2 separate regions of the Homo sapiens genome follow, and region 2 is linked to region 1. Evidence: chromatin loops called from intact Hi-C (ENCODE). Cell type or tissue: Calu3. All regions are shown on one strand. Links, peaks and the distances in the headings refer to the core of each region. The heading gives the core; the rest is flanking DNA. Region 1 has its middle 58 kb from the start of LINC02946. Region 2 has its middle 13 kb from the start of MRPS9-AS1.

Evidence for each region. A loop is a pair of places that touch in the nucleus more often than their neighbours do. Peaks named below come from ENCODE experiments on the same cell type or tissue, not always from the same donor. Only the 100,000 strongest peaks of a DNase experiment are listed, where the experiment ranks them.
Region 2: a loop joins it to region 1, with 11 times the contacts of the local background. A loop is called at or near these places in 10 of 110 quality-filtered maps.

What each region holds. Positions count from the first base shown.
Region 1 is chr2:105,546,080-105,558,861 of GRCh38, forward strand. No RefSeq gene overlaps it. Among named protein-coding and RNA genes, the nearest start is that of LINC02946, 58 kb to the right of the region's middle. In Calu3, for the core only: no CTCF peak of the experiment used is centred there; a DNase peak (open chromatin) is centred at 8,012.
Region 2 is chr2:105,109,788-105,122,569 of GRCh38, forward strand. No RefSeq gene overlaps it. Among named protein-coding and RNA genes, the nearest start is that of MRPS9-AS1, 13 kb to the left of the region's middle. RefSeq lists enhancers at 8,984-9,485, 9,486-9,985. In Calu3, for the core only: a CTCF peak has its summit at 4,912 (motif pointing right); no DNase peak of the experiment used is centred there.

The sequences.
Region 1 (12,782 bases), core at 6,462-8,961:
ATCTTTGTTTTAACTTACCACAGTACTGGGGATGAGAGATAAAATGTATAAATTTATTTATTTATTTTATAAAATGGCTTTCATCTGAACAGTTGAACTTTTCAAGTGGGTGAAATGTTGTAAAAAAGTAGCAAATGATGACTAGGAGTCAGTGTAATTAATGTTTCGGGTGGAGTGAGTGCATTAGTGATACTGAATGAGGTTTAATGAGGTTCTTCTACACCCCAATCCTTCCTGCTCCCCAAAGCAAAGCAGAAAGGTTAGGACCTGAGGGGCTTTGTTGGCAGTGGTGCTGCTGTCTCCCACGGGATGCATTTCCTCCATGGAGCAGGTGCAGCGTGTGAGGGAAACCCACTCACCATTTGCGCCCTTGCCAATCACTGCTGTTGCTTCTCAGGAAAAATTCCGTCCTGCTCTTCAAACACAGCAACTTCTGGATGCTGGGGAACCACTGGTGACCACTGAGCAAAACCGTTTCCCTGTGAAGCACCAAGGGGATTTGTCCTTTCCCAGGGGAGAAGACTTCAGCAGGCAGAACAGGCTACGAGGCAGGGATGGAGAAAGAAAACGCCTCCAGGACACTGAGTCGCTGCTAGGTTGTGAGGGAAGCTGCACATCAGATAAAAAATTCAAAGTCCTCACTGTGCTGCTGAGGTGGAGCAGGTTTTGCAAGTGACACAGCCAAGAATCTTCATCAGGCACACCTGTGCAATCAGCTGCTGAAGCAGAGGCAGGGGGTTGACAAACTCACTATCATTGCCATCCGCAGGAAATACAGGACGTGCTGACTGCCTGTTGTTTCCGCTCCAGACTCCCCACCCTTGCTTCCCATAGCTTGCAATAGCTAAAAATTATAGCTAGACTAGTTGCTTAAAATACGGATGAGTCTAGGTTATTTGGGTTCCCACGTCCCTTTTTTTAAAACGTATTCCTTAACGTCCAGCCTACCACATTGTGTTGTGGTGAATGCATGACTCCCTGATAGAGCGAACAGAGACGCTTGCTCTCTTATATGCAAATGGTTAAGACTCTACGACGAGGCAACTCATTAACAGATAGCTAGATAGCTATTCACAAATAACTATTGTCATCTAAGCCTCAACATTTTGATAAAATGGTCCCAGCTTTTAGCTATCTTTTTTTTTTTAGATGGAGTTTCGCTCTTGGTAGCCCAGGCTGGAGTGCAGTTGCATGATCTCGGCTCACTGCAACCTCCACCTCCTGGGTCCAAGCTATTCTCCTGTCTCAGCCTCCTGAGTGGCTGGGATTATAGGCACCTGCCACCACGCCAGGCTAATTTTTGTATTTTTAGTAGAGATGGGGTTTCACAATGTTGGCCAGGCTGGTCTCGAACTCCTGACCTCAGGTGATCCACCTGCCTGCCTTGGCCTCCCAAAATGCTGGGATTACAAGCATGAGCCACTGCGCCCAGCCTAGCTATCTTATTTGTAGTCATTTCTAAAGCAAGTTACTTTATTCTATTCAATGTAAGCAACTATTTCGGCAATAATTTATGTTAGCTGTTACACCAAGAAGCTGTTACTTGACAAAGCAAGACTTTCTATGAGCATTTTCAATTGAATTTCTGTCTATGTGTTTGTTTAGTGACTGAGGCCAGTTTTTGGTTCCACTTACTTGAAATTTTTTTCTAGGGTAAAAGTTCTCCTCCAGCCGTAGGTCCTTGCATCTGTTACCACCTCCGACCTTGTTAGAAATAGATAATCGATGCCGCAAAGAGAAGTCAGTACAGAGACAAAAGACCTCAGTAAGGCCATCTTTACTTTCTGCAGAAAGGGTGCTTAATCGCAGATGGAACAATGGTGGGAGCACACTTGAACAAAGGAAAAGCAGACTTATTTATCCCTTATGCATTTGGGTTGTCCTTACTGCTGTGTCCTGCATCCATTGGCTGGAGCAGGACCTCACAATCTTAAACTGATACCCGATTTGCTAATAGCCTAAAACTTTCCTAAATAGGTAAGTGCAGGGAAGAACAAAGAAGTTGCTTAGAAAAGGTTTAAGGAAGCGATAACATTTCCAAATAAGGAAGGGGCATAGGCCGTGACCTGGGATGTGCCTGTGAGCATGTCCAACAGTTATATAGGATAGGGCTTAACAAAGAGTTATTAGCACAAAGCAAGGAGGCTTGAAGAAAGTTGGTCTTTAAAAGAAACTATTATTTCTAACACTTATGATTTATTCTTTAACAAGAAGGGGAACTTTGAAGGGGAAACTTTTTACTTTCTGCAATCCCTCCTCTTTTACTTTATCGTTTTCCTCTTCAAACTTGCTTAACATGTCTTGGCTTAGTTGTTTTGATTAACTCTTGGATGTATGGTGCAACATAATACCTAAGAAGAAGGAGTACACTTATTATAGTTGTTAAAGAGGTAAGAAGTGAGGCTACTTTTGTTTTTCTCTTTCTGGTTGCTGAATGCCAGAGTAAAAGGGATAGCCAATTGAACTAGAGCGTAAGTACTGCTCTGATTATTTGGTAAAGTGTCCAGTAAAGGTCCTCCATAATCCCACCATACATCCACTCAGGGATGAAAAAGGGCAGACTGATAGGTCAGCTCTTGAAAGTGCCTGACTTCACTGCATCCTGTTAAGTCTCCAAGGAATGCCAAATTTTTCCCCTTGTCGTTGGAGACACCAGGTAAAATTGGTTTTGGAAGATGGAGGCTGGACGGCCCTTGGGGGATGACCCACAGGGTGTCACTCCAGCCTGGGCGACAGAGCAAGACTCCGTCAAAAAATAAATAAATAAATAATTAAAAATATATATAATTTTAGCTTGTAGTATGTATTTTAATTGGTAATGTAAAGGTACCAAACCATAAATTCAAACAGTATAGAATAGAATGCAATGACAAGTAAACCTCCTTCCCCATCCTAGTACCCTGGCCAGCCTGGGACTCTTCTTCCAGACAACTTGTGTGAGCAAGTTCTTCAGTGTCTTCCCAGCAAGGGACTAATATGTCCAATTACTTTATTATGCATCTTGGTCTTTTAAATTAAAGAATTTATCTCGGTGTTCATTCCATAAAGATAACGAGCTTCTTTATTCTGTTAATAGTTGCATATTATCCTTTTATAGGAATAAACTGCAATTTATTTAACTAGGCTTTTGTGGATAGACATTTAGATTAGTGTCAGTTTTTTTTACATCTATAAAATAAATTCTTAGGCGTTACCAGATTATAGGCATCATTTCTCCTGGAAGTAAGAGCTTTGTAATTGGTGTTCCCTCATCTACTCTCAACCACTGTAATCCTTTTTGTACTCTGCAGCCTGAATGATCATTTTTCCACATGGGTATCCAGTTGTATCAGCACCATTTGTTGAAAAAAGACAATCTTTTCCCTCATTGAATTATTTTACATCTTTGCGAAAAAATCTATTGACTTATCTGTCTCTCTTTTTTTATATGTGTGTGTATATATGTATGTATGTATGTATGTATGTGTATATATATTTATCTTTAGGTATCTTTCTTTATATCTACCTGTTTATCCATTCATCCATCCCTCCATCCATCCATATATAAACTCTTTTGTTGCATTGATCTATACGTTTATCCACATGCACATTTCACACAGTCGTGATTACTGTTTTTGCTTTCCTGGGTCTTTCCCAGTTCCATATAATTTTAGAGTTAGCTTGTCAATTTCTATCAAAACAACTCAAAAAAAAAAAACAAAAAACATTTAAAAAAAGCCCTGCTGAGATGTTGATTAGGATCATGTTGAATATATATAGATCGATTTCACAATTGGGGAAGATCAATCTGGGGAGACTTATATCTTAATAATATTGGGTCTTTCCATCTACAACTTAATATATTTTTCTTTTTATGTAGGTGTTTTTTAGTTTGCCACATCAATATTTTACAGTGTTTTGTGTAAAGGTTTTGCATATTTTTAATTGAATTCATCTCTAAGTATTTAAGATTTTCTGATGCTCTTGTAAATCGTACTTCAAAATTTTTTCTTCTTCCAGTTGTTGTTGGTATATGGAGATAAAATTAGTTTTATGCATTCGTCACATAACCTCTCAGCAAACCATGAATACAAGGGAACTTTATTAGCCCAATAAGAGGCATCTATGAAAAACCTACAGCGGTCATCATACTTAATGGTGAGAGACTAAATGTCCTGCCCCCAAGGTTAAGAACAACATAAGGATATTTTATCTCAGCATTCCTATTCAATTTTTTACTGGAAGTTCTAAGCAGTGTAGTAAGGCAAGAAAAAAAGATACAGATTAGAAAGGAAGAAATTAAAAAGTCTCTATTTGGATATGACATAATTATTTATCTAGAAAATCCCTAAGAATGTAGAAAAAAATGTTTCTATAACTAGAAACTATACACTATATATACTATATAGCTATAACTAGGTGAGCAGGGTTGCAGGATGCAATGTTGATATTTAAGAGTGAAGCGTATTTCTTTCTTCCTTTTTTTTTTTTTTGAGACAGAGTCTTGCTCAGTCGCTCAGGCTGGAGTGCAGTGGCGCGATCTCGACTCATTGCAAGCTCTGCCTCCCAGTTTCATGCCATTCTCCTGCCTCGGCCTCCCGAGTAGCTGGGACTACAGGCGCCCACCACCACGCCTGGCTAATTTTTTTGTATTTTTAGTAGGGACGGGGTTTCACCGTGTTAGCCAGGATGGTCTTGATCTCCTGACCTCGTGACCCACCTGTCTTGGCCTCGCAAAGTGCTGGGATTACAGGCGTGAGCCACATGCCTGGCTGGGCCCGGCCGTGAAGCATATTTCTGTATGTGAACAGTAAACGATTGGAACTTGAAATTTTACAAATATTTACAAAAGCATCACAAGAAATAAAATACTTAGGTATAAGGAAGAGAGCCCTCACTAGCAACCAAATTTTGCTAGCACCTTGATTTTGGACTTCTCAGAGTTCAGACTACAAGAAACAAATTTCTGCTGTATTAAGCCAAAAGTAAAAAAACTTAGATATAAATCTAACAAATGATGTGCAGGATCAGTATGCTTAACTACAAAACACTGAAGAGAGAAATTAAAGGAGACCTAAATAAATGGAGAAATATATCATGTTCATGGATTGGAAGATACAATACCGTTAAGATGTCAATTCTATCCAATTAGATGTGGAGATTCAGCATAATCAAAGTCCCAGTAAACTTTTGAATCAATAAGACTCAGTAAGCTGATTCTAAAATGTATATGGATAAGCACAGGAACTGTTTGGAAAGGCCAAACAATATAGTTAATTGATTTTTGACAAAGATGTTAAGATAATTCAATGGAGAATTACTAATAGTAATTTGAGCAAAGGATTAAAAAAAGAGAACCTTAATATACACCTCAGAACTTTTTCAATATTAGCTCATGGATTATGACCTAAATATTAAACATAAAACTTAAAAAAGTGCAAAAGAAAATGTAGGAGAAGATCTACATAACCTAGAGTTTATCAAAGAGTTTTTAGATATGACTTCAAAAGATAAATTTAATTTGATCAGTTTGGGTGCAGTGGCTCATGCCTGTAATCCCAGAACTTTGGGAGGCCGAGGTGGGTGCATCACTTGAGGTCAGGAGTTCGAGACCAGCTTGGCCAACATGGCAAAACCCCATCTCTACTAAAAGCTAATACAAAAAATTACCTGGTCATGTTGGCAGGTGCCTATTAATTCCAGCTACTTGGGAGACTGAGGCAGGAGACTCGCTTGAACCCGGGGGCTGGGGTGGTGGTTATAGTGAGCCGAGATCGTACCACTGCACTTCAGCCTGGGTGAAAGAACAAAACTCCTTCTCAAAATAAATAAATAAATAAAAATAAAATAAAAAATAAAAATAATATGATCAAATTTAAAAGCTTTGCTCTGTGAAAGATACACAGAAATACAAAGAGAATAAAAAGATACCCAGAGAATGAAGACAAACCAGACTAGCAGGATATGTTTGCAAGTCACAAATCTAATAAAGATCTTGTATATGGAATACATAAGGAACACTCAAAACTCAGTAAGGAAACCACCCATTTCTTAAAAAATGGGCAAAGGATCTGAACGCACACTTAACGAAAGAAGACACAAGGACAGCAAGTTCCAAGCAAATGAAAAGATAGCAAATCCTAAGCAAATGAAAATGTAGCAAATCCTAAGCATATGAGCAGATACTCAACAATACCAGTCATTAGGGAAATGCAAATTAGAACTACAAACTTTACATACAAAACACAAGCTTGGAAATAAAAGTATTATGAATTTCAAGATGACAGGAGCAGAGCATTAAACCAAGTGGGGGGCCCCTCTGAGCCAAGGGCCCCATGTGACTGCGTAGGCCACCTGCCTGTAAAACCAGCCAACACAATTTGTGCAGAAAAAGAAAAATGGCAAAGTAGAAGCTTACTATTTTCAGCAGGTAAGCCCCAAATTACTGATAACCTTGATATTCATAGTGATAATACCTAAAGCAAAATCAATGTTGGTTAGATGTCAAGGTGGCTGATAACTTGTTAAATTAATTATTTACCAATTTGTTTCATGATATAAAATTTTCTCAAAGCATTTTCTAAAAGGAGACAAAATCAACAACAAAAATGTAAATACATTCCGTTCTATTATTCTCTTCTTGCGTAATTTTACCACACGATCAGTGCCTTAAGTAGCAAGATGATACAGGTAATCATAAAAACAGAATGGGCTCATATCATTGCTTTTTCTCTGGTCTGAATTTTAAAATCTTACTTGGGCATAGATTTCTACCAAATTGTTGAAAATAACATCTTCTTCTAAAGAAAAACATAAACGCACTTGGTCCGCATAGAACAAATGACTTTTTTTTTTCTTTCTTTCTTTTCTTTTTTTTTCAAGACGAAGTCTTGCTCTATCACTCAGGCTGGAGTGCAGTGGCACGATCTCGGCTCACTGCAACCTCCACTTCCCAGGTTCAAGCAATTCTCCTGCCTCAGCCTCCTGAGTAGCTGGGATTACAGGCACACGCCACCACACCCTGCTACTTTTTGTATTTTTAGTAGAGATGGGGTTTCACCATTTTGGCCAGGCAGGTCTGGAACTCCTGACCTCGTGATCAGCCTGCCTCAACCTCCCAAAGTGCTGGGATTACAGGCGTGAGCTGCCACACCCGGCCACAAATGACTTTTCAAAAAGTTGCAGATCTTAGAGAGTCATCTCGGTTCCAAGAAGAATAAGAACTTTTTATAAGGCAAAATCATTTCTGTTAACAGGGGAAAATTTTTATCTAACGACGTTTAGTGGGAAATGGGAAAATTCTCATTTCCCCTGGCCAAATGCTATTGACAGAGCAATAACAAAAGGAGAAAAGCATGTCTGTGAAGATTATGTGAGAATTTCCAATAGCTGGTATCTGAGAATTGCTCTGGTCAATTGCAGAAACTGCTTTAAAAAGAAAGAAAAATACCTTTCAGGGATGAAGCTATCATACCAAAATTTAGAACGTCCTATTCCTCAGTTAGATGAACTAAGGGCTAATTTTTCCCCCGCACCAGGACAGGCAATTCATTCCAGGGACCACTCAGTAATTCATGATAGGGAGTTGAAGTTTCTGCATTTCTAAAATGCAACTGTTTTGTTAGTTTCTTGCCAGAAGCTGTCTTGTAAAACATAGCTAATCCTGTGTTTGTGTACCTATGATTCACAGCTGAAATATGACAGGAATGTGGTTTTTATTTTTATTTTATCATTATTATTATTACTTTCTGAGATGGAGTCTCACTCTGTCACCCAGGCTGAAGTACAGTGGCGTGATCTCGGCTCACTGCAACCTCTGCTTCCTGGGTTCAAGCGATTCTCATGTTTCAGCCTCAAAAGTAGCTGAGACTACAGGTACTCGCCACCACGCCTGGCTAATTGTTTTTTATTTTTAGTAGAGGCGGGGTTTCCCCATAGTGGCCAGGCTGGTCTTGAACTACTGACCTCAGGTGATCCTCCTGCCTCGGCTTCCCAAAGTTCTAGGATTACAGGTGTGAGCCACTGTGCCTGGCTGGAAGCCAGGTTCTTAATGCTCTAGATCATTGCAGATCTTGCTAAAGGCCTGGAAGAAATAGGAAGGCAGGAGAACTTTTAAAAAAAATTGTCAGTGAAGCTCTGCATTGTCATTCAGTAAGCTGGCTCAGGTAGTCTTCAGGTGGACAACATCTTGAGCCAAAGTTGGCTCCAGGTACAACTGCTGCTGTTGGTAAGTCCTTCCTCTAGCATTGATTACAGTCCAGCAGAAGCTGCTGTTCTCATCATGGGCTGGGTACAAAGGGAAGATATCCATCTGTTCTTGTCTCTGGATGAATATATTTAATCAAAATGAATACAGATCTCTCCTGTCATATTAGATTTTATTTTCCTGGTCACTGAAGATTTCCAGACAGATTGCTGGTATGTACTTTTTAGAACAATCACATTTGGATTTTAGAGGGATATTGACAGAAACACAAATGTTTATATGTCTCAATTTCACTAACATTTTTAGGGTTTTCCTATATATGAGCATGTAGAGGAAATAGAATAGAAAGGGGAATAGTAAACTAAACTAGGTTTGTCTGCCTTTATCTATGACCTTTATCTATGACCTTACATTACAATACAGGAGATAACATATGTGGGTGAATAAATATGACAAAGAAAGTGGTAAGGGTTATAAAGCAGGCAACGCAAGACACTGTCATTGTTCAGAACAGCACAAGATTGCTTCCAACTAGGGCGATTCAAAAGGAAAGCTCAGCATGGAGAAGCCAGTGTTGTAGCTGGGTGTCAAGGATGGACCCATATGGCCACTTTGTGTGGGGACCTTAGAAGCAAAGGCAGATCTCTCGGAATTTCAAGACTCATGTTGGAAATGGCAAGTTCATCCTGTGGAGCTATACAGTCAGGTCTCAGCAGAAGAACTTGCAGAGGTTGAATTTACATTGCAGAAAATTTAGATACCTGGCTAAAGCGGGAGTCACTGAAGCTTGCGAGCCTGAAAGTGACTTGATCTTGCAGTTGTCAGGAAAATAATTCTCCAAGGGAGTGCAAGGTAGATAAAACTTGAGAGAGAAGGGAACAGGGGAGACCATCTGGGGGTTACCAGAAATGTTTGGGTAAGAGACAGCAAAACTCTGAACCAGTAGGGAGGGGTGAAGACGGAGAAGGGTAGGGAGTTGTTGGGTTTGGGGAATTAGAGACCCAGTGATGTTGGCATTGAAGATGATGGTGCCTTCCATCACTTTGTCATTTTGCAGGTGAGAGAAGGGTCCAGTCCGTTCACAGTCCTGCACAAGGGGAAGTAGCTTCCTGATGGAAATTTCCAATCATGCATGTTTGTTTCTCTAAACTCCACTGTTCTGTCTTTTTCAGCTGTGTGACATTTTTGGGACTTACTAGCAATCACTTTATTTTCTCATTTTCCTAAATTTGTGGACAGGGCAACTGACATGATCTAATTGAACTGAAAACTTTGGAGATGTATGAAACGCTAGTTGCTAGAGTTCCTCATCTGGGAACATGTTCGGTATGTGTAACTTTCAACTTTGAAGTAGTAGAAGAGAGAAGTTCTGCAGACCAAAACTTCCTTGCAGCCTATAGTTTTCCATTTAAGAAGACTACATGGAGGTTTCCTGGTCCAACTATGCCAACTATGGGGGGGCAATGGTGACTCTGCCTCAGGATCTCAGTTACTGGGATTGACCTAACATTACTGCTTCCCAAGGTGTGTTATAAAGATGGGGAAGAAAGTTTTCTAAATCAAATACATTTGAGAAACGCTAGATTGAATAACATAAACAGATGACTTCACCATGGGACTTTTCAGTCTTCAGCACATGAGTGTGCACTATACATCTTTAAGGGGGCACTGTGTGCTATTCTTCCCAAATGTAGTTGATCAAAATCCATATTTCATGCATTATCTCGGTCCTGCATTCTTAGTAAGCACCTACTCACTACTCACAGTGACTTCACAATGCCTGGCAGGATGACCCCACAGATGTACTTGAATCTGGACCTATATACCCAGAACTGATAAATCAAACCACTTCCTGAGTTCAAGATTGAGGGGCTGAGACAGAGACCCCCTTTGTACAGCACTGTGTCTGTCCCTCAGTGCTTGACACTGAGTGCTGTCCAGTTTTGACTGAGCACACTCATTGCATATGGGGCCACAGGAAGGGGCATGAGGACTGGATTTGGTGTCTAGAGGCCTGAATTAGCAGCCTTGAGATGCCTTTTACCTGCGTCCTGATCTTGGGCAAGTTGCCTAATCTTTTTGGGTCTCCTCTGGAAAAATAAGGATAAAACGTCATTTTATCCTGTAATAATTATCAACCACTTTCTCAATGCTAGGCATTGCTCTAGATGAGGGGATAGAATGGTTGCTCAGCCCAGGGCCTTAAACCTTCCTTGGCAGAAAAAAACCCCTCTTCCTGGAGCAGTGGGTCCCTTGGGTTCAGATTAATTTCCATCTGTCCCCAAATAACTCACAACTGAGTGAGCAGGAGCCTCCTCGCTCCTGAGGTCTATGAGTTATTTGGCCCCACACTAGGAGCCTCTGGTCCCCTCCCCTCCCTTCCTTCACTATTGGAGAGAAGGAGTGCAGCATTTGAACCCCACGTAAGTATCACCCATCAGGCTCACTGCAGGGTTCATGGATTCCCTTGTCCTAGGTATGTTTACAATAGCTCATGAGTTCTTCACAATTTGCTCACAAGGAAATGGTAACCGCCAAAGTTGGAAAACCAACCATTTGGGGCCAAAGGAAAGCCTGAGGTGAGGGTGCAGTTTGGCTGCAGCGCCATGGGAATTTCTAAAGGCAGAACTTGGCTGTTTTATCTCGTTCCATCTCCCCACGGAATTAAAAACTGATGAATCAAAGCTCTTCTCCAGAAATGTGCTACAGGAATGACAACATTTCCCCTGACAAGTCTTTTATATATTAAAGTGGCTCCACATTAAGGCTGAGGCTCAGTGGGAGGACTGAAATGTGGAATTGAAAATGTCTTTTTCACAGAGCTGGACAAGGCATGGAAAAGAGGCAGGATTCTGGGAAGTGGCCAGCGCTGGTGGGAGCATGGTTCCTGCAGAGACAGGGAGGACACCCTGGCACTCAGCCCTGCATGCGCAGTCCACCCCACAGCTCCTTCTCAGGAAGCAACACTCTAGGTTTACAAAATTAACACGGCTAGGTTCGATGTTTCCCTCGTTGAATCCACACAACAGCATTTCAACTCCTCTGCATTCCCCGATGGGGAAACCAAGGCTCTGAGTAGCAATGTCAGTCGCCCGAGAATGTATGACTTCCTAATGGCACATTAGGAAGCTTGATCTGGAATGATACTTATTTATACTGACTGTGCCACCTGCATCAGGAAACAGATGGCACACTCAAAATAGATAAGTCAAGGAGATTTCTTTGTGCAGAGGCTACTGATAAGGTGTGGGTGAGTATCATGCTGGCTTGGTGGCAGCCAAGCTGTTAGCCCCTGGGAAGAAAAGGCAAGAAAGTGGGTCTCAAGTACAGGAGAGGGCTGTGCAAAGCAGCCTCTGCAGACCCAGGACACAGCCCTCTCCAGGCGGCCCTGTGGGACGGAGTCACTGGGACTGCTGCCCTGCCCTTGTCCTCTCCCCTCACTCCCTCTCACTCCTGCCAGATCTATCCCAAGCAGAAGCCGGGGGCATGGGAACCCTTGATGTGGTTCCTGCAGGTCAGCCTTGGGGCAGAGAGCAGGGAGGAGAAGGCATGAGGATCCGATGAACTTGGACTGAGAAAGTAACACTGTGCCTGGCTACTCATGAGTCTGGGATAATAGAAATAGACAAATCCAGCTGGAACATTACTAATGTTCTTCCCAAGGACACACTGAAGCTGTGACATGTCAGAACAACTACTGCTTTCTCATTCACAGAAAGACCTTGTTCTCTCAAGTCACAGACTGTTGAAAACTCTGCCGTCTGCAGTTGCAGGAGTAACAAGCAGCATCCCACCTTTGGATGGAAGTCACTCTGATACAGAGAAGCTGCTTCAATTTCCACTCCAGCTGTAAAGTTTCAGATGAAGGAATTCTAGGCACAAAATTCCACATCCGTTTTAATGTCTTGATTTCCAAAGAAACAGGACCCTCCATCCACTCTGCCATCCAGTCCTGAGGCTGACCCATTGTATTAGTCTGTTCTCATGCTGCTGATAAAGACACACCCGTGACTGGGTAATTTATAAAGAAAAAGAGGTTTGTTGGACTCACAGTTCCACATGGCCGGGGAGCCCTCACAATCACGGTGGAAGGTAAAAGGCACGTCTTACATGGCAGCAGACAAGAGAGAATGAGAACCAAGCAAAAAGGGAAACCCCTTATAAAACCATCACATCTCATAAGGCTTATTCACCTACCATGAGAACAATATGGGGGAACCAACCCCATGATTCAATTATCTCCCACCGGGTCCCTCTCACAACATGTGGGAATTATGGGAGCTACAGTTCAAGAAGAGATTTGGATGAGGACACAGCCAAACCATATCACCCATCAACATGCAACACTGCTTTGTTTCAGCTTATAAAATGATGGCTGAATTTAAATTTCACCCAAGCTCCACTCTTCCCCAAGTCCTATAATAATTCTGTCTCTCTCTCTCTCTCTTTTTTTTTTTTTTTTTTGGTGAGACAGGGTCTCACTCTGTTGCCCAGGCTGGAGTGCAGTGGGTGATCATGGCTCACTGCAGTCTCAAACTCCTGGGCTCAAGTGATTCTCCAGCTTCAGCCTCCTGAGTAGCTGGGACTACAGGTGTGT
Region 2 (12,782 bases), core at 3,469-5,968, 440 kb before region 1:
ACGACCCCAGAATTCCATTAAGCCACGTTGGGGTAATGGAGTCAGATGAAAGCAAAGGACTCTCACCCTGGCCAGCAGCATGGACAAGCAATGCTGTATGGCAGCGAGGGGCTCACAGTGCCTCTGACACACACCGTGGGCTGGGGTCCACATACCAGCAGCTTCAGAATTCCTGTTCAGTTCATTACTATGATGGGACACATTCAAAATTTTTATTTATTTTGAGATGTGGTCTCACTCTGTTGCCCAGGCTGGAGTGCAATGATACAGTCCTAGCTCACTGCAGCATCAAACTCCTGGGCTCAAGTGATGCCCCCACCTCAGCCTCCCGAGTAGCTGGGGCTATAGGTGTGTGCCACCATGCCCAGCTAATTTTTTTTAATGTTTTTTAGCTATGGGATCTCTCTATGTTGCCCAGGCTGGTCTCAGACTCCTGGCCTCAAGTGATCCCCCTACCTTGGCCTCTCAATTGTAATTGGGATTGCAGACGTGAGCCACTCTGCCCAGCCTTCAAAATTTTGTAGTCAAATTTTATCACCATTTATTTAGTTTCTGATTTTCTTGCTCCTGCCTTTAAAATACTTGTTTAAAAGGCATCATGGATTAATTTTGATTAATTTTGTACATAATTTCCCTAAACATAAGCCCCAGGTATCTTGTGGTGTGTGATGGGTGTTTCTAGCTGCCTGTGGGGCTTCCCCATGTGGGGACTCTCCTTGCTCAGACTGACTCTCGTTCCCTCCCTAACCTCTGCTCCCAGCCCTCCTGCTTTGCATGTGGGATCTGCAGGGAAGAAGGGGGCTGTGCTGGGCGGGGTGCAGCCCATCACCACAGAGCCGCCTGGGTCTCCACTCGCCACTGCTGAGGCTGCCCTGCTTATCGGTAGAAACCTTTGTGGGTTTCTTGGGTTGAGAAAGCAGCAGGAGAATTTGGTGACCTCTAATAAGCCACCCCAAACTCCAATCAGATCTTGAACTTGCAAACTCAGCTCCCCTGACAGAATGGAACCACTCCTGGGTCACTTAGGAGAGCCACAATGTCCTGTTGTCCAGGGAGTGTGCCTCGATGCTTGTGAAGCTGGAAGGATAACAAGACAAGAGGACAAAAGTGGCTCTGAAGGAAGTGTTGGGTATTTCTCATTTCTTTTCTTTCTTTCTTTCTTTCTTTTTTTTGAGACGGTGTCTCACTCACATTGTTGCCCAGACTGGAGCACAGTGGCACAATCTTGGCTCACTGCAACCCCCGCCTCCTGGGTTCAAGCGATTCTCCTGCCTCAGCCTCCTGAGTAGCTGGGATTACAGGCACCCGCCATCACGCCTGGCTAATTTTTGTATTTTTAGTTGAGACTGCATTTCGCCATGTTGGCCAGGCTGGTCTCGAACTCCTGACCTCAAGTGATCCGCCCGCCTCGGCCTCCCAAAGTGCTGGGATTACAGGCATGAGCCATTGTGCCCAGCCTGGTATTTCTCATTTCTAACACACCTAGTATGTGGCTGTGACCCATTTCATTATATTAATAGCTCTCAAGTCTTTTAGAATAATCTTAAGCTATTTGGTTAACTTCTGAGCTCAATAAGCACACAGTAACTCTTAGATCTGAGTCTCCTTCATATTCTATATTTTTAATTTAACCTCAAAATAGATTCCTAGCCTCCCTGTGAAGGTGTTGGGAGCCTCCAGAAGGGAGCATAGCCTGCCCACACCTGCTATTAGCCCAGCGAGGCTGCACCTCAGGTGTCATCAGATCAGACATCGTGCTGGTTTCAGCCACTAAGCCTGTGGTAATCCATCACAGCAGCCATAGAAGCTGCTACAGGTGTTTATAGAGTAAGAGTTGTTACTTTTATCCTAGAGAGAACGGAGACTGGTGGTTTTATGTTTCAGAACAGATAAAAAGAATGATGAGATCAGGCTGGTGTGACAACTCAAGGTGCCTGGGAGATGTTCCAGATACAAACCAAATAATATGTTTCTTTTCCTCTATGTATGACGAAGCCTCTCACTGGCCGAGTCTTGGGCCTTGCCCATGGATGGGTTAACCGGGTGTGGCAGCCTGGAGCCCTGTGCTGGGAGGACTCAGAATCTGAGATTCACTGGATGGGAAAGAGCCCTGCGGGCCTGGAGGTAACCTCGGCGGGGCAGGGGCTGTGAGAGCGTCTCCCAGGGCCCTCCTGGGCAGTCCAAGCACGCACAGGTGGTGAAGCATGATGCAAGCTGGCAAAAGCATGGGAGTGGGGTTGCCCTCAGTCACGGGCCCCCCACATCAGGGCGCACATGCCCCTAATAAGCATCTGTTTCTTTCATTCATCTAGCAAACGCTTATTGATCACTGCCCCCACGCAGCCCTGTGCTAGGCACTGAGGATGTCCCTGGAGCAGATCAAAAGCCCAGCCCTCATGTTCTTCAAGTTCCAGCTGGGGAAATAAACCTTAAACTGAGCCAAGTACCTGATGTTCTCCCTTGTAGGAAGCACCAGGAAGGAGGGAAGGAGGAATGTGGAGGGGTGCTAGTCCAGGGACCCCACTTTGAGAACCACTTCTCTAGTTTATTAAGAGTTCTCAAGATAGAAGAGGTTGCAACTTAAATAGAGTGATCGCGGGGCCTCGACACCGCAGTGGTGTTTGAGCAGAGGTGTGAAGGCAGCGAGAGGGCAAGCAACGTGCACATATGGGATCCAAGGGCTCTCGGCAGGGAGCTCGGCTAATGCAAAGACCCTGTGGTGGGATGAGGAAGAGGCAAATGCATCTCAAGCAGAGAGAACAGGGGAGTAGTAGGAGATGAGGTCAGAGAGGCCAAAGGGCAGCCTATAAGGCCCTGACGTTATTTAAGGCAGCAGTGTTTCCTGGGGTGAGAGGGAAGCCATGGGAGCCTTCTGAGCGGAGCTGACTGCAGGGGGTGGGAATGGAAGCAGGGAGCCCAGGGCGGTGGCTGCTGCGAGTCAGGTGACAGATGGCAGTGGCTTGGCCCTCGGTGCTAGCAGTGGAGCTGGAGGAAAGGAGCCCGACTCTGGATTTATTGTATTGTGATCAGTTGAATCGCAGTAGCCTAATCTGTGTAGAGATAAGATTGTGAAAATTAGTAGTGGGAGGGTGAAAGATACATGTATAAGAAAGGGGTGATCTCATTGATGTTCTGCATCAGTGGTTCTGGAAGTTATGTGTGCATCACAATCACCTGGAGGGCCCAAGACGTGTGGCTGGTCCCACCCCCAGGTCATTCAGGACACCCGAGAGAAGGCCTCAGAATCTGCATTTCTCACTACTTCACAGTTGATGCTGATCCTGCTGGTCCAGGGACCCCACTTTGAGAACCACTTCTCTAGTTTATTAAATGTTCTCAGGACAGGAACAGCATCAACTCAATGTCTCAAGTGGCGGGGAATTTAGGGATCATTTAATCCCACTGTTGTAAGCCATATGCTTCCCCAGGCAGGCAACAAATGCAGGGAGCATTGTAAGACCCTGGGCACCTTGGAAGCCAGAAGGTCTGCGGGGGGGATTTGGGGTCCACTGGTGTGCAATCTCTGACGCCCGCCCCTCATTGGCTTTAACAGATCAGGAGGCCCAGGCCCAAGGAGACTGTGGTTACCCTAACTGCTATGAAAATACGTAGAGTGAGGACTAAAAATAAAACCCTAAGCCCCCAGCAAGCTGAGTGGACTCCCTCTTGGCCAAGGGGGCCCCAGAGAAACCTTAAAGAAAATTCTGGGCCATAACGGGATGGGAGGTCTGTCTCATTATATAATACCTTCTCCCTTTTGCAGTTTAGACAAAACTGCCCGGCATTAATGTTATAATAGAGACCATAAGACTGACAGAACAAACTCATTATGGTACCAAATTATAAACAAGACCTAAGGCCATGGCAGGGAAGGGTTAAGTCATGCACCCAACATTTAAAGAATAAACTAGGTTCTAACTGCCAGAGGTTGTTCTCTCTAGCAGCTAAACCAGCATTGGCCTTGACATAAGCAATGTTGAACTAGTTGCAGCTCATCCACCACCAGACACTGACTAACTCACCCCCTTTCCACCAGCCATAACTACAGCTTTGATTGGACAAGAGACTGATTTCTGTAACTTTCTCCTGATAAGAGATCACAGGCCATGGACTGGTTCTGGCTGGTTTACAGAGGCCGACCACTTGGGTGTGTTGACGCCCTGCTTCACCTTTTGACATATAGGGCCTAATTATAATGCATTTAAATGTTACGTCTCCACCCCAAGGAGACCCTGGGATGTATATAACATGCATGTTTGCTTATCACACATGTGCAAGACCCCCTTTCATGAATATTCATGGCTCCTCCCATATCCTGTTGAATATGTATACCAGTTAAGCTGAAATTCCTGTCTTCTCCTTCCCTCCCTCCAAGTGCCTGCCTTTATGGCTTTGGCTGGAGGCTACACCTCCCAGCATATCGGAATGCCCACCTTATAGTCTGTAACCCTTTATAAGAAATAAAACTCTCCTGTCCAAAGTTATAGATTTCCTGATTTTTCCATTTACAATAGCAACTAAAAAGTTCAACCTGTTAATTTTATCAAATACTGACCAGCCCTGATTCCTGAATTGTGTTAACATAGTGATTCATTTGAAGTGAAAAAAGGCAAATTGTAACTAGTTCTCATATAAAGCAGTATGCATGTTATGTGCCTGTATTTGCCTAAAAATATATGTCTGTGTGGATAAGTCTAGATAACGAGATTATGGATAATGTTTACTTTCTTCATTTATATATGCTTGGAATTTTTTAAAGCTTGTTCATAATTCTTAAATGGCTTGGATTTCTTAAAACCTATGCATAAGTTTTAAGAGGGGAAAATACAGTGATTTTTGGTTGAAAATAAGAGCATCTTGATCTCTGTTAGTACCCTAGTTTAGCCACAAGATGGAGTAGTTTACAACCGAATAAGCAACTAGGCGCACAGAGACCAGGAGGAAGAGGATGCAATTCCTGCCCCACTCCTGGATTTAATCTAGTGATTCATGCGCATTTTAATGCCTCTTGAAAACATCAGGCATATTAATTATCCTTTCTAATCCATCTTTTGCAGATGAATCTCTAAATTCTGATTTTTTCTTATGCTTACATTGAGCCTATAATTATCTCGCCTATTGCATTGATTCCTTTCAATGAAAGAGGTAAATTATTAGAGAAGACTAGAAGCCAGAGCTAGGGTACTAGAAAAAAGCAGCAGCAGCTTTTTTCTTTCTTTCTTTCTTTCTTTGAGATGGGGTCTCATTCTGTCACTCAGACTGGAGTTCAGTGCTGCCATCACAGCTCACTGTAACCTCGGCTGCTGCTCCCAAGCGATCCTCCAACCTCAGCCTCCCAAGTAGCTGGGACCACAGACATGCACCACTACTTTCAGCTAATTTGTATTTTTTGTAGAGATGGGGTTTCGCCATGTTGCCCAGGCTGGTCTCGAACTCCTGAGCTCCAGTGATCCACCTGCCTTGGCCTCCCAAAGCGCTGGAATTACAGGCATGAGCTACTGCTCCCAGCCAACAGCAGCTTCTTCTAATGAAGGGAAATTCTTGCAGATGGGAGGCTGGGATCCACTTCTTCCACCCCATGTTGCTCTGTCCCTAGCATAGAATGGCTACCATTTGACTTTGAGTTGCCATTTCAAAATGCCTATTTGTATCAATGTTTTGAACCATTCATAAACTCTCTAAATGTTAGTGTACCCAAAAAAGATAAAAATAGAGATAATTTAACTCAAAATAGAAGAAAAATATTAAGAGGCTGAGGCTTAGGACTGCAGTCTATCCTAAGACTTGGGCGCGAGGAAGGTAGGGGTTCTATGACAAGCTGCTAGTGGGCTCCTCCAGGGACATGCCCCAGTAGAATGAAAGCTACGTACCCGTGTGCTGGATACAGGACTGGCAAGGACGGCTGTCTCTGCCCTGCCTGCCATTCGCAACCCATCCCGGCATGGCTCCTGGGCTGGGAATGTTGTTGAAGGTTTAGCGAGCATCTTTTCTATTAGAAGCATCCAAGCACACTTTGGACTGCGGGAAGGAGACACCCATTACCATCGACACTCAATCTCAACATCAGAGGTGAGGAGCTTTGAATGGAATGGCCACACCACATAAAATCCATTCTATTAGGCCTCGATACTATCAGGTAGAGAGGAAAAAATCCAGTGATGTTCTGTTTTAAATAGGGTAATAGCTAATAAGATATAAGGCTACTTTTTCTTCTTGTTGTTTTAATGAGAACTGTAGCATTAGGATTCAAAACAAGCTTTCCAAATAGAAAAAGAAAAAAAAAATGTCAGCCATAATCTTACCATTATCTCCAGCCAACAGCTAGTATCAGTTTAGGGATTCTCTTGTAATGTACTTTCATGGGAAAGCATACTTCACATAGTTGCAATTAGAGTATACATACAATTTTAGGACGGATTTTCCATTTACTATCATAACCATGTTTCTGTGTAGCTATAAGCTTCGTAATTATAACTTTAATGACCTCATAATATTCCATCCATTGAGCATATGTTCCATAATTTACTTAACTCGTTTCCATGCCATTAGCCACATGTGCTTTTTAAAAATAATATTGTAAATAATGTGCCGGGAGCATAATTGTACGGATGCTTTTTCTTTCATTTACCCTTTGGGTAAATTTCCAAAACTAACTTTATATCCATTGCCAAATAACTTCCCAAAAGGACTTTGCCATTTCCGATGTGTGTGTCCCAGCCTCGCTGTGTCAAGATCAGCTTTGAGAGATTGCATTTTCCAAAGGCTGTGGCTTCCCCATGGCCCTGTGCAGTGCCTGCCCAGCCACTCTCCTCTCTGGTCTGAGGCAGCCCTCCTCTACTGAAGGGGAATGCTCGTAAACTTGAGCTCCTCCTCTTGTCCTCTGACCTCCCAGGCCTGGTCCCCCTGACCACCTTTCTGCACTGGTTTTTGTCTCTCTAACTGTGAATGAGCTCAAGATCTTCCATTGGCCTCCCGCAGGCCAGGCCTTAGGAACTACTGCCTGTTCCCCTAGTCCCCGGATGCACACTTCTCCTGACGTCTATACTCCATGTACACCCACACTCTCCTTTATGCCTCAGTCCGGGGCAAGATGGCCCCTGCTCCTACCCTTTCCAAAGAATGTCCCTTTGTAAGGTCACCAGCAATGTTGCCTGCAGAAGTCAGTGGGCACTGTTTTGGTCCCATTTAATTTGATCTCTTTGAGGCATTTGATACCATCCTTCCAGAAATATTTCCCCCACCTTGGCTTCCATATCCTTCTACCCTTCTGATGCTTCCCACCAAATGCCTGCTGTCCCCTCTTTGTTGAACCAGTCCCTAACCATTGGTTTTCCCCCAGAAGGGAGCACAGTGCAGGTTAATGCACGTGTGGCAATGCAGTGGGGCCTCACCCACTCTCTGCTGTCATGTCAGTTCTGAAATTTATAAGCCCTAGTGTGTTCTCACTGCCCCAGCTTTTCAACTCCCCATTCCTGGGTTTCAATTTCCACCTCTTCTTTTCAGTTCCACACACATGATCCATGGACAAGCTCATCTACTTCCAAGATTCCAACTCTCCCCTATGCTAATGACTTCTCAATCTGTGTCTCCAACAAGATCTTTCTGTTGAATTTGATTCATACCATATGAGTTGGGCACCTGTATCCAAATGTCCTGTGGAATCTCAGATTCAGCAGGTACTGGATAGAATCATTCTTTTCCCCTTCCACTACACCTGCCAATTTACCCATGTTCTCTTAGTCAATGGCACCACTCTCCACCTAGGTGATCAAGTTCAAAAGCTGTCTGTCATCCTAGACCCCTCCCCTTCCTCATACCCACAGTCACTCCGGGGAGCTTGTCCATCTCGCTCCCTAAGAATCTCAAGTCTCTGGCCACATGCCTATTCTTTATTGCTTCCTGAGCTCAGTTCACAGCTCTTGTCAGCTCCTGCCTGTATTATTCCCATGGCCCAGCAACAGCCTCCATGCATTATCTCACCCCTCCCAGTCTGCCAGGAGAGGCCATGTGGTACAGTGTGAGTGCCGAGGCTCTGCAAGCTGACTGTCCAGATGCAGTTCCTGGCTCCGTCTTCTGCTGTCTGCAAACCTGGGTAGGTTCCACTGGCTCCTAAGTAAGATGGAGATAATAACAACATCAACCTCAAAAAAGTAGGTGTGAGGATGCGGCGGTTGTGAGGATTAAATGAGTTGATGCACGTCAAGTACTTTGCGCAGCACCTAGCACACATTCAGTATTAGTTGTATTATCATCATCATCATCATCTTCTGCACCAGCAGGGAGCTCTTTCTAAAGGGTTTTTCCAACCACTATCCTGCTCAAAACCCATCCATTTGAACAGATATTTGTACCCGTGTTCTTAGCAGCATTATTCACAACAGCCAAAAGTGAAAACAACCCAATGAGCATCGAGGGATGAGTGGATAAGCAAGACGTGGTGTATCACACAATGGAATGTCATCCAGCCTTTAAAGGGAAGGAGATCTGACACATGCTGCGGCGTGGACAGACCTGGAGGATGCTGTGCTGCGGGAGACAGGCCAGTCACAGAAAGACAAATACTGTGTGATCCTACTCACAGGAAATACCTAGAGTGGACAGTCCATAGAGACAGAAAGTAGAATTGTGATTGCCAGAGGCTGGGGAGAGGGGAGTAGGGAGTTATTGTAGAATGGTTACGTTTAGTTGAATTACAATGGTTGAATTTAGTTGAGGAAGATGGAAAACTTCTGGAGATGGATGGTGGTGATGGTAGTGTGACAATGTGAATGTACTTAATGCCACTGAACTTGTGCTTAAAATGGATAAAAGGGTAAATTTTATGTTATATACATATATATATTTGTGTTATGTATTTATACATATTTATAAATTTATATATATATACATTTATGTTATGTATATTTATATGTTTATGTTTTTATAACATAAAAATATACATTGTATATATTTTTAATACATATAAAATATACAAATTATATATAATTTAAATTATATATAAAATATTGTATATTTTATATTAAATATTTTGTATATAAAATATTTGCATAACAAAATAAAATATGTTATATATAAAACAAAATGTATATATAATGTATGGTATTATATATTAAATATGCATACATATATAGTTTATGTGCATATGTACATATTTTTAAAACCACAATAAGAAAAATTCAATTGAAAAAAATACCCTTCAGTGTCTCCTCTCTGCCTACAGACGCAGCTGAGAGGCCAGGGCATGGGCGGAGCCCTGGGGGATCTGTCTCAGTTCACCTTTCAGGCCTTGTCGCCTGCTCTTCCTGGCTGCAGCGACACAACGCTATTGTGGTCTCTGGGGCCGTGACCTTGGCCAACACCCTGCCTCTGCCCGGCTCTCCCGTGGTCCCCGGCCTGGCCCTCCGCGTCCGTGGGACTGGATCCACAGCGCCGCCTTCAGGAAGCGAGGCCTCCATGCAGCCCCAGGAGGGCCCTGAGCACGCGCACTCACCGCACATGCCCACCCCAATGCGTGGGCATCCACTGCGCGTCTCCCTTACGTGACTCAGTTGTCGTCTCTGCCTCAGCCCAGTCTGTGATGGAGAGTAAAACATCAACTCACATTTGCCAAATGAGGAAATGAAGAAATGAATCTTCTCAAGACAAAGGCTATAGCAAGGCGGTCATATTCCTTGGTTTCATTATGTCCCTTGGCTGTGGAATAAATGGCAGTTTTTAATTTCTCTAAATGCTAATCATAGTAATTATCCTCTAGTCCATCTACTTAAACTTCCTTCTCACCCTAACAACTGCTGACAGTGTTTCACTGTGGAAATGTTTTTGACGAGAGTGTGCTTGCAGGACCATCCTGGCTGCCTCCTCGTCAGGAAGACTGGTTTAGATGAAGCTGACTTGAGAGAAAATTGGGCAAACGTTGCAAGTGCAAGATAATCTGATGCCCCCTCCCCATACCTTGTCTCTCCAGCACTAGTGTATATTTGAAACAATTATAGGCATTACCGTAAATTCAGCAGTAAGCAGAGAAACTGAAGAGCTGTTCACCAGGGAATGCCCCATGTCACTTGTGAAGTGGGCAGCATGTCCTGTGCTATGCCCGAGCTCTCAGACAACCTCAACACAGCTCAGTTCCTACTAATGGGAAGAACCAGGGGCTCGGGATGAATGCAGAGAATTTACACGTCTTCATGCCCTGTTAACTGAAAAAAAGAGCTAACTTCTCTCTCTTTCCAACTTGATTCACCCATAGAGATAAGAAGCAAGACTTTTATAACAGAAATGGCAGAGTCAAAGTGGATGGACTTCAGGGAAAAGCCATTTGTATTTGAAGATCTATGGAGATGTTTGCAGCAGGATTACTGGAGTCCTGTCCCCAATCTCTGAAACCCACACAGATGATGAACACTTCTGTGAGGACACTTGGTTTCATAGAATGAATGGAGCTATCTGACTGTAAATTCCTCTTTTGTAAAATGAATTAGGTTTTCTCTGGGGCATTATTCAACTTTTGAAAGTGTATTTTCACACTCCCTGTAATTCCTACTTTGTGCAGAGCTTTGCTTCAGCTCTGAACGCAGGGCTATCTAACTAAGCATTCACTTCTACCCTTCACTCATTAAACTCAACAGTCAACACAAGTTGACTCCCAAGTTGTGAGGTGAATATACATGTCTACAATGCATAGACTGTAACCTGCCCATATAAAACCTGTTCCTGGAGACCACGTAGAGACCTGAGGCCCCGTGCTTTCCTATATGGGGATGAGGATGGTCTCCAAAATCAGTCTCAAAATCAGAGCTGGACTTGATTTCTAGCCTTGCCAATAGACTTTCACTTGGACAAGCCAGCATATGGCATTGTGGAATGTTAGAAATGATTCTTGTTGAACTCTCATTTAGGGAAGGGGAAATAAGTCATTGAGTCCCCTGAGAACACACAGCAAGTTGGTTGGTGCTGCCAAAACAAGAAGGCAGGTTTCCCACCTCCCAACTCTGAGCTCCTGATACTACGTTTCAGCAACCATAATATTCATGGAAAAGCGAGTCCTGGCCAGGAACAAGGTCAGAGGTCCCAGATAGGCCCCAGGCACCACGGAGTTCCTGGGCTTGTGGGATCCTCCCCACACCTTAGGGCCATGGACAAACTTGTTTATTTGTTGACTCAATCATTCACACATTCTCCAGCCATTTACTCTTTCATTCAACTGGGAGGTAGCACAGCCTGAGTCCAGATCTGAACCGCTTGGCCTGAATCCCGGCTCTGCTACCTACTTGTGTGATCTTGGGCATGTTATTTGCCTCCCCTTGCATCACTTTTCTTAACTGTAAAATGAGAATTACAGTATTATTGACTTCATGAAGTGGTTATAAGAAATAAATTAATTAGCATATATAAACTGCTTAGAACGGTGCCTGGCACATAGCAAGTTGTAGAGAAGTCTCTAATCCAGCACTAAGTTGTAGGAGAAATACCTCCAAGTTCTAGAAGGAATGCATAGGCTGGTCTGTTTGAGGGCGCTCTCTCAGCATCTTTGGCACTGCCAGCAGCAGTGATGATGAAAGCACCTACCTGTCAGTCAGAGAGGCCTAGGTTTCACAGAGCAGATGAATTTAGGGGTCACAGAAGGTTTTGGTTTATCTCAGTCCTCACGTATCTCTGAGCTTGAAATGAACCAAGATAAATGAATATAAGATTTCAAACAATATTTTGATATTATGCACATAAGATAGAAAGGTTTTGTTTAAAAACATTAGCATAAGTAGAATATAAGGTTTATGGGTTTTTCTAATGAGAGAGGCAAGAAATGAAGCCGAGTGCTAATTTCTGCCGATTCATCGAAATGATAAGAGGCGTTAAAATGTTGTTAGGAGGAAGTGTGCTGCTCTCCGCCGGGGTCTGGCAGAGTCTCTGCATTTAAACAGAGAAATTTCTCTCTACTTCTGTTCTCAAAAGGCATTTCGGATGTGAGAGAATCTTCTTGAAAAATTAATAAATTAAATAGAAAACTGCTTATCATAACAAGAACTTTTCCTGATTATCCACTGATTCGCATTATCTACAAAGCAGGAAATAATTTCATAAAAGGCTTTTATTTTTAATTTTGTTAAGTGGGGGGGGCAGTTATTTTTGCAAGTACTGATGAATATGGCTTTTTAAAATTTTTTCTTTAACTTAAAATATTTTTTATTTCAATTTGGGAATGACTAAAGCTGCTATGAGCATCCATGTACCTGTCTGGGAGTGAGCATAGGTCTTCATTTCTCTGGAATAAATGCCCAAGACCACAATTGTGTGGTAATTGCATGTTTAGTTTTGTAAGAAACTACCAAACTGTTCCCCAGTTGGCTGTGCCATTTTATGTTCCCACCAGCAATGTATGAGTGGACCAGTTTCACAGCATCCTCACTAGCCTTTGGTGTCATCACTATTTTTTATTTTAGTCATTCTTCCAGGTCTATATTGATATCTAATTATGGCTTAATTTGCATTTCCCTAGTGGTCAGTGATGTTGAGCATCTTTCCACTTGCCTGTTGGCCATCTGTATCCTCTTCAGTGAAGATGTGTTATGTCTCTGTCCATATCTTTTGCCCATTTTCTAATTGGATTGTTTTTGTTTTTGTTTTGTTGTTGAGTGTTGAGAATTCTATATTCCAGATACTAGTCTTTTATCAGAAGTGGGATTTGCAAATATTTCCTCCCACTCTGTAGCTCATCTTTTCATCCTCTTGCCAGGATCTCTCGCAGAGCAAAAGTTGTTCATTTTGATTAGGTCTATTTTTTCATT